2 separate regions of the Homo sapiens genome follow, and region 2 is linked to region 1. The links are chromatin contacts, found by Hi-C or POLR2A ChIA-PET in ENCODE. All regions are on one chromosome and are shown on one strand. Each heading gives the region's core, a stretch centred on a gene start or an enhancer-like site at or near the end of the contact. The rest is flanking DNA. Distances are from core to core; before and after follow the strand shown. Region 1 holds the start of NWD1 (NACHT and WD repeat domain containing 1). Region 2 holds the start of C19orf44 (chromosome 19 open reading frame 44).

Region 1 (4,724 bases), core at 99-2,598:
CCCCACCACCACCACCAAAGTCGTCACAATTAAAAAGTATCCCTAGGCTGGGTGCAGTGGCTCACACCTCTAATCCCAGCACTTTGAGAGGCCAAAACAGGCAGATTACTTGAGGCCAGGAGTTCGAGACCAGCCTGGCCAACATGGCGAAACCCCATCTCTACTAAAAATACAAAAATTAGCTGGCGCGGTGGCATGTACCTGTAATCCCAGCTACTCGGAAGCCTGAGGCAGGAGAATCGCTTGAACCCGGGAAGCAGAGGTTGCAGTGAGCCGAGATCGTGCCACTGCGCTCCAGCCTGGGCAACAGAGCAAGGCTCCATCTCAAAAAGAAAAAGTCTCGGCCAGGTGCGGTGGCTCACGCCTGTAATCCCAGCACTTTGGGAAGCCGAGGAGGGCAGATCATGAGGTCAGGAGATCGAGACCATCCTGGCTAACACGGTGAAACCCCGTCTCTACTAAAAATACAAAAAATTAGCCGGGCATGTGGCGGACACCTGTAGTCCCAGCTACTCAGGAGGCTGAGGCAGGAGAATGGTGTGAACCTGGGAGGCAGAGCTTGCAGTAACTGAGATCACGCCACTGCACTCCAGCCTAGTGACAGAGCGAGACTCCGTCTCAAAAAAAAAAAAGTCTCCCTAGACATTGCAATGTCCCCTAGGGGGCAGAATTCCCCTTACTCGAGAACCCCCTAGTCTAATGCATTTAGCTTATTTCAACCTCAGGGCCTTTGCACGTCCTGTACTTTAGTGCTCTATGCTGCATCTGTTCATGTTGTTCACATTTTAGCTTCAATGCTACCTCCTCCTGAGAGGCTGTCTCTGACCATCCCATTGCGTAGTGACCCCTTAAGTCACTCCCAATGCCATCGCCTTATTTTAATTTTCTGCATGGTACTCACCAACAGCTGATATGTTTCTACATGTTATTGTTTGTCTGTCCCACGAGAAAGTGAATTCCATGAGCCCAAGGATCTTGTCTGGTAAGGCTGGCGTGCCTGGCACATAGTAGGTGCTCAGTAAATTATCATCACAACAGCTTCCTCCACAACTGTTTCTCTTTCTGGACTTCTGTTTGTTGCTGAAGAAGACAGCTGAGCAGGACTGGGCTTCCCCAGTAAGGACAGAGGCCCTTTGCAGTGTCAGCGTTCTGGCTGTCCTGGGGGCTCCAGCCTCTCTTTAGCCTTTGCTGGTAGTTGAACGACCAATTTAGACTCCTCTGGGGAAATAGGTTAGAGAGGACAGTTTCCTGGCCTCGGCGCCACCCGGAAGACAAGCCCCTGGCTATCCTAGTAACTTTCGTCTTAGGTATTTTATGGGTCTCTCCTTGCCCAATTCTCCCAGCAACTGGGATAATGAAAGCGATTGTTTGCACTAGGGCACCAGCTTAGCCGGGCATTCAGCCCAGACTTAGTGGTTAACTATTGTGTGCCAGGCTGATACGGCTCCTCGTAAAAGATGCCATTTGCTGACAGTCTAGGAGGTGCAGTTGGTTGGCATTTGGCATTAGCAGTCCACATTATTACCCCAAGAGACAGACATTATGATCCTGTTTCACAGATGAAGAAAACAAGATGCAGAAAGGTGAAGTCCCTTGCCTGTGACGCTTCACTACTCTGCACTTGAATTTTCTCACTAACTTCCTGTGTTGGTGAGACAATGAAAAGCATTTATATAGAGAGTGAGACTAACACTACACCTACATCACAGGAAGGGCCCGTGAGATGTTAGCCATGATTAATTACCATTAAAACTCCAAGACCGGGCACGGTGGCTCATGCCTGTAATCCCAGCACTTTGGGAGGCCGAGGCAGGCGGATCACCTGAGGTCAGGCATTCAAGACCAGACTGGCCAATATGGTGAGACCCCTATCTCTACTAAAAATAGAAAAATTAGCTGGGCGTGGTGACGCATGCCTGTAATCCCAGCTACTTGGGAGGCTGAGGCACAAGAATTGTTTGAACCTGGGAGTTGGAGGTTGCAATGAGCCGAGATCCTGCCACTGCACTGCAGCCTGGGCGACAGAGCAAGACTTTGTCTCAAAAACTCACAAATCACCCGGGCATGGTGGCTCACGCTAGTAATCCCAGCACTTTGGGAGGCCAAGGCAGGCAGATCACGAGGTCAGGAGATCAAGACCATCCTGGCTAACACGGTGAAACCCCGTCTCTACAAAAAAAACAAAACAAAACAAAACAAAAAATTAGCTGGGCGTGGTGGTTTGCACCTGTAGTCCCAGCTACTCAGGAAGCTGAGGCAGGAGAATGGCATGAACCCGGGAGGTGGAGCTTGCAGTGAGCCGAGATCGCACCACTGCACTCCAGCCTGGGTGACAGAGCGAGACTTTGTCTCAAAAACTCACAAGTCACCCAGGCATGGTGGCTCACGCCAGTAATCCCAGCACTTTGGGAGGCCAAGGCAGGCAGATCACGAGGTCAGGAGATCAAGACCATCCTGGCTAACATGGTGAAACCCTGTCTCTACATAAAAAACAAAAAACAAAAAACAAAAAATTAGCTGGGCGTGGTGGTTTGCACCTGTAGTCCCAGCTACTCAGGAAGCTGAGGCAGGAGAATGGCATGAACCTGGGAGGTGGAGCTTGCAGTGAGCCGAGATTGCGCCACTGCACTCCAGCCTGGGCGACAGAGCAAGCCTCCATCTCAAAGAAAAAGTAATAATAATAGTGTTACTATATTTTCAGGGATAGAAGTTTCAGATACTTGGTCAGGCGCGGTGGCTCATGCCTGTAATCCCAGCACTTTGGGAGGCCGAGGTGGGCAAATCACCTGAGGTCAGGAATTTGAGACCAGCTTGGCCAATATGGTGAGACCCCATCTCTACTAAAAACAAAAATTAGCCAGGCATGGTGGCAGGTGCCTGTAATCCCAGCTACTTGGGAGGCTGAGGCAGGAGGATCACTTAAACCTGGGAGGCAGAGGTTGCAGTGAGCAGAGATTACGCCATTGCACTCCAGCCTGGACGACAGAGCCACACTACACTCCATCTCACAAAAAAAAAAAAAAAAGAAGTTTCAGGTGCTGCCAGGCACAGTGGCATGCTCCTGTAGTCCCAGCTACTGGGGAAGCCAAGGTGGGAGGATCACTCAAGGCCAGGAGTTCAAGACCAGCCTGGGCAACATAGTGAGACCCTCATCTCTACAACAACAACAATAACAAAAAATTAGCTGGGCGTGGTGGTGTGTGCCTGTAGTCCCAACTACTCGGGAGGTTGAGGTGGGAGGATTACTTGAGCCCAGAAAGTCAAGGCTGCAGTGAGATATGATTGCCTCACTGCACTCTAGCCTGGGCAACAGAGCAAAACCCTGTCTCTTTAAAACAAAAAAAGAAAAAGAAAAGAAAAGAAGTTTTAGGGGCTGAAATTTTAGGAAACATACTGTCTCCAATACTCCAAGCAATCTGGGGGCTTCAATTTACTATCCCAGTTCATTGATGATGAAAACAGGCTTCCAGACCAACGTGATGAAACCCTGTCTCTACTAAAAATACAAAAATTAGCTGGGCGTGGTGGTGAGCACCTGTAATCCCAGCTACTCGAGAGGCTGAGGCAGGAGAATCGCATGAACCCGGAAGGCGGAGGTTGCAGTGAGCCGAGATCACGCCATTGCACTCCAGCCTGGGTGACAAAGTGAGACTGCGTTTAAAAAAAAAAAGAAGAAGAAAGAAAATAGGCTTCAAAGAAGTTAAACAATTTCCCAAGTTTCCTTGGCAAGGAAGTGAGCTAACAGCCAAATTCGGATATGATTCCAAAACTCCACAGTTATTGGCTAAACTGGAATCTACAGATATTAAAAAATTATTGGCAAAGTTTTTGCAGTGTGACAATGGTATTGCGGTGAGGTTTTTGTTTTTATTTTTGTTTTTGTTTTCGAGACAGTTTTGCTCTTGTCATCCAGGCTGGAGTGCAATGGCATGATCTTGGCTTACTGCAACCTCCGCCTCCCACGTTCAAGCAATTCTCCTGTCTCACCCTCCCGAGTAGCTGGGATTAGAGGCACCTGCCACCACACCTGGCTAATATTTTGTATTTTTAGTAGAGACGGGGTTTCACCATGTTGTCCAGGCTGGTCTGGAACTCCTGACCTCAGGTGATGCACCCGCCTCGGCCTCCCAAAGTGCTGGGATTACAGGCATGAGCCACCATGCCCAGACTGGTTAGGCTTTTAAAGAGTCTGGGCCAGGTGCAGTGCCTCATGCCTGTTATCCCAGCAGTTTGGGAGGCCAAGGCAGGAGGATCACTTAAGCTCAGGAGTTCAAGACCAGACTGGCCAACATATTGAGACTCCATTTTTACAAAAAATTAAAAAATTAACTAGACATGGTGCATGTGCCAGTGGTCCCTGCTACTCTGAGGTGGAAGGATCACTTGAACCTGGGAAGTTGAGGCTGCAATGAGTCGTGATCACGCCACTGTGCTCCAGCTTGGGCAACAGAGTGAGACCCTGTCTCAAAAAAAAAAAAAAAAGAGTGTGTATGTTTTAGAGACATATAACAAAATATTTATGGAATGATAAGATAGCTGAGATTTGCTTCAAAATAATACCTGACAGGAAGGCAAATGGGATGGGGGCGGGGTTGGCGAGGTTGAGTAGGGGGTGATGGTGGTTAGGGTGGGCTGCGGTTCATTATACTATTCTGCCTACTTTAGTGAGTGTTTTAAATTCCCTATCAGAATATGCTTCAATTTTGTACTCTTAAAAAATAGTG
Region 2 (4,521 bases), core at 649-3,148, 220 kb after region 1:
AAAGAAATTGGAACCCTCATATGTTGTTGGGGGAATTGTAAAATTATGTAGTCCTCAATGTGGAAAACAGTTGGTTCCTCAAAAGGTTAGACATAGAGTTACCATGTGATCCAGGGATTCCACTCCCATGTGGCCCAAGAGAAATGCAAATGTATGCAAATGTTCGTAATAGTTTTGTTTTGTTTTGAGACAGGCTCTCACTCTGTTGCCCAGGCTGAGTGCAGTGGTGTTATCATGGCTCACTACAGCCTCGACCTCCCGGGGTCACGCGATCCTCCCACCTCAGCTTCCTGGGTAGCTGGGACTACAGACACACATTGCCATGCCTAGCTAACTTTTTGTAGAAACAAGGTCTCACTGTGTTGCCCAGGCTGTTCTCAGATTCCTGGGGTTCTAGAGATCCGCAGCCTCAGCCTCCCAAAATGCTGAGATTACAATCCCACATCATCATACCTGGCCCCATAATATTTATTACTCCTAGTAGACTAAAACGGAAAACAATGTAACTATCCATTAATTAGTGAATGGATTACAAACTATGGTCCATCCATACAGTGTAATACAGTTCAGCAATTTAAAAAACAAATACTAATATAACAGCACGCAGGAATCTCAAATACATCACGCTAAGGGAAAGTAGCCAAGCCGGGCGCAGTGGCTCACGCCTGTAATCCCAGCACTTTGGGAGGCTAAGGCGGGCGGATCACGAGGTCAGGAGATCGAGACCAGCCTGACACACATGGTAAAACCCCGTCTCTACTAACAATACAAAAATTAGCGGGGCGTGGTGTCATGCGCCTGTAATCCCAAATACTCAGGACGCTGAGACAGGAGAATTGCTTGAACCTGGGAGGCGGAGTTCGCAGTGAGCCGAGATCGCACCATTGCACTTCAGCCTAAGTAACAGAGCGAGAATCTGTCTCAAAAAAAAAAAAAAAAGGAAAGAAAAAAGAAAGTAGCCAGACACTAAACTCCACACACCCTATCATTTCATTTGTAAGAACTGTCAAGAAAAGGCAAACCAATAAACTCAGAAAGCAGATCGGGCCGGTGCTGTGACTCACGCCTATAATCCCAGCACTTTGGGAGGCCAAGGCTGGCAGATTACGTGAGGTCAGGAGTTCGAGACCAGCGTGGCAAACATGGTGAAACCCCATCTCTACTAAAAATACAAAAAATTAGCCGGAGTGCAGTGGCATGATCACAGCTCACAGCAGCCCTTGACCTCCTGGACACAAGCAATCCTCCCTCCTGCCTCAACATCCTGAGTAGCTGGGACTACAGGCGCGTGCCACTACACCTGGCTAATTTTTTATTTTTATCTTTTTTAGAGATGGGGTCTCGCCAGGTTGCCCAGGCTGGTCTGGATCTCCTGGCCTCAAGTGATCCTCCCGCCTCTGCCTCCCAAAGTGCTGGGATTCCAGGCGTGAATCACCGCGCCCGGCCTGACGCAAAGTTCTAAAGCTGGATGAGCTGGATGGTGGCGACGGCTTCACAACTTTGTAGATTTACTAAAAATAACGGAGTCGTCAGCTTAAAAGTGGCGAACACTATGGTATGTAAATGAAGGCTCAATAAAGTTGTTACAAATCAACAAACCAAAACTTGAAAACCCTGGCGCCCCTGAGACCATCCTGCTCTTCTCCCCAGCTATGAAGCGACCCGCGCAGGACCATGCTCCAATAGACCCCAGACAGGGAAACTGAGGCGCGGGACCATCCTGCAGCGGCCCAACCAGCTCAGCCCCGGAGAAGGCCCCATTTCCCCGTATCCCCCTCGCGAGCCCGGACGCCCAGCTAGGTCACCTCCCCACCAGCCCTGCCGACCTCTTCCCACGCCGTCCATTCGCAGAGGCAGCCGCCACATTCACGCCTGAAGGAGCGGTTGCCCTGGGCAACAGAGCCAGAGCAGAAGAGACTACATCTCCCGGGAAGCACCGCGCCCCGCAGACCAATGGCGCCCCGAATCACAATCGCGGGGTGTCATGGGAGCGGTAGTTCCGGGGCGGGCCCAACGTGCCCCGCGCCGCAGCGACCAATGGGACCCTCAGGTCATAATCGCGAGTTGTGACGGGAGTTGTAGTTTCGGGACGCGCCTGAAGAGCCGCAGAGAGAGCTGGGAGCTAAGGGGTGGCGGCGACCGGAAGCGCAGTGCACACCCCCATGGCCCGGGCTTTGGTCCAGCTCTGGGCCATATGCATGCTGCGAGTGGCGCTGGCTACCGTCTATTTCCAAGAGGAATTTCTAGACGGAGGTGAAGGGGCCACGCCCGTGGTGGCGGAGGTGTAAGCTCCCCCATCTCCGCCCCCTAAGGCTGGCCAGAGTCGCCACGGGGTCCACGGCAGCGAACCCTCGAATCCTCGAGGGTCCCCTTCACCCTTCCCTTAGCCCAAATTAACCATTATCACCTCTAACCGGTGTTATTTCCCCTTCCCCACAGAGCATTGGAGAAACCGATGGTTGCAGTCCACCAATGACTCCCGATTTGGGCATTTTAGACTTTCGTCGGGCAAGTTTTATGGTCATAAAGAGAAAGATAAAGGTTAGTGTAGAATCAGGACCAAATTGAGCCTAATGTTACATTTCCATAGCAACCTCTCTAGGTAGTTGTGGCACAGCCAAAACGCTTTTATTCCCGTTTTACAGATGAAGACATTAAGGCAAAGGTAGAACTTAAGGGGCTCCTTTCCTTGTTTTTTTGTTTCTTCTCTCCTTTTTTTTTTTTTTTTTTTTTGAGACGGAGCCTTGCTCTGTTGCCCAGGCTGGAGTGCAGTGGCGCGATTTCGGCTCACTGCAACTTCCACCTCCCGGGTTCAAGCAATTCTCCTGCCTCAGCCTCCCGAGTAGCTGAGACTACAGGCGCGCGCCACCATGACCGGCTAATTTTTGTACTTTTAGTAGAGACAGGGTCCACGTTGGCCAGGCTGGTCTCGAACTCCTGACCTCATGATCCACCCACCTTGGCCTCCCAAAGTGCTGGGATTACAGGCATGAGCCACAACATCCAGCCTCCTCTCTCCTTTCTTTATTGCCAAAGATTCCTTTTTTTTTTTTTTTTTTTTTTTGGTAGTAGGAGTCTCGCTCTGTCGCCTAGGCTAGAGTGCAGTGGCACGATCTTGGCTCACTCAAACCTCCGTCTCCCGGGTTCAAGTGATTCTCTTGCTTCAGGCTTCTGAGGAGCTGCGATTACAAGCGTGCGCCACCATGCCCTGCTAATTTTTTTAGAGACAGAGTTTCACCACATTGCCCAGGCTGGACTCAAACTCCTGGCCTTAAGTAATCCACCTGCCTCGGCCTCCTAAAGTGCTGGGATTATAGGCGTGAGCCATGGTGCTTGGCCTATTATCATTATTATTACTTTTATTGGTATTAGGTCCCCTGAAGTCCAAGGAGACATATTCAGCTTATTTGGTATAATAAAATCATACTTGAAGCACTGTCAAATATGCAATGGTATTTAACCTTCTTTGGATTATATTTATATGAATGTGTTATTAGTAGGCATTACCAAAATTGCCCCTCTTAATAGACACTAGTCAAGTGCATTTGAGGATCAAGGGCCATGCCCCTCAGAAGGAAAAGGTTAGTGGGTACTTTTTCTCATTTTAATTTTCGTATTAAAAAGAAAAATAGGCCAGGCGCGGTGGCTCATGCCTGTAATCCCAGCACTTTGGGAGGCCTTAGGCGAGCGGATCATGAGGTCAGGAGTTCAAAACCAGTCTGGCCAATACGGTGACACCCTGTCTCTACTAAAAATACAAAAATTAGCTGGGTGTGGTGGCTCATGCCTGTAGTCCCAGCTACTCGGGAGGCTGAGGCAGAAGAATCACTTGAACCCGGGAGGCAGAGGTTGCAGTGAGCAGAGATCATGCCCCTGCACTCCAGCCTCAGTGACAGAGTGAGACTCCATCTCAAAAAAAAAGAAAAATATGGTCAGGCACGGTGGCTCACGCCTGTAATCCCAGCATGTTGGGAGGCCAAGGCAGGCGGATTACTTGAAGTCAGGAGTTTGAGACCAGCCTGGTCACCATGGTGAAACCCTGTCTCCACAAAAATACAAAAAAGTTAGCCAAGTGTGGTGGCGCACAACTATAATCCCAGCTAATTGGGAGGCTGAGGCAGAAGAATCGTTTGTACCCAGGAGGCAGAGGTTGCAGTGAACTGAGATTGTACCACTGCACTCCAGCCTGGGTGACAGAATGAGACTCCATTTCAAAAAATAAAAGAAAAAAATACAGAGATAAACATTACATCTTGTCGCCTGCACATTCTTCAGGGTACAACACAATGAGCTTTTACTTTTGTACAGGCAGGTCAAGATAAGGCAAGCGAATCACTTGAGGTTGAGACCAGCCCGGCCAACATGGCGAAACTCCGTCTCTATTAAAAATACAAAAATTAGCTGGGCATGGTGGCACACATCTATAATCTCACCTACTTCAGAGGCTGAGGCAGGAGAATCACTTGAACCCAGGAGGCGGAGGTTGCAGGGAGCCAAGATCATGCCACTGCACTCCAGCCT

Evidence for each region. Hi-C counts contacts between places; a loop is a spot of excess contacts on that map. ChIA-PET counts read pairs that join two places held with the same protein, here RNA polymerase II (POLR2A). Pooled maps may share reads with other maps.
Region 2: a pooled map shows a loop between it and region 1 (4-fold over the local background). The contact joins the promoter of C19orf44 here to the promoter of NWD1 in region 1. A Hi-C loop is called at or near these places in 2 of 50 pooled maps. POLR2A ChIA-PET finds 5 or more read pairs at or near these places in 3 of 52 experiments (AG04449 and activated T-cell).

What each region holds. Positions count from the first base shown.
Region 1 is chr19:16,716,471-16,721,194 of GRCh38, reverse strand. It overlaps NWD1 (NACHT and WD repeat domain containing 1), which reads right to left and starts at 1,348. Exons shown (of 19, transcript NM_001007525.5): 1 at 902-1,348.
Region 2 is chr19:16,493,771-16,498,291 of GRCh38, reverse strand. It overlaps C19orf44 (chromosome 19 open reading frame 44), which reads right to left and starts at 1,898. Exons shown (of 9, transcript NM_032207.4): 1 at 1,827-1,898. CALR3 (calreticulin 3) reads left to right here and starts at 2,125. Exons shown (of 9, transcript NM_145046.5): 1 at 2,125-2,253; 2 at 2,440-2,541. The coding sequence starts at 2,163. RefSeq lists enhancers at 1,796-2,225, 1,860-2,360, 2,361-2,861.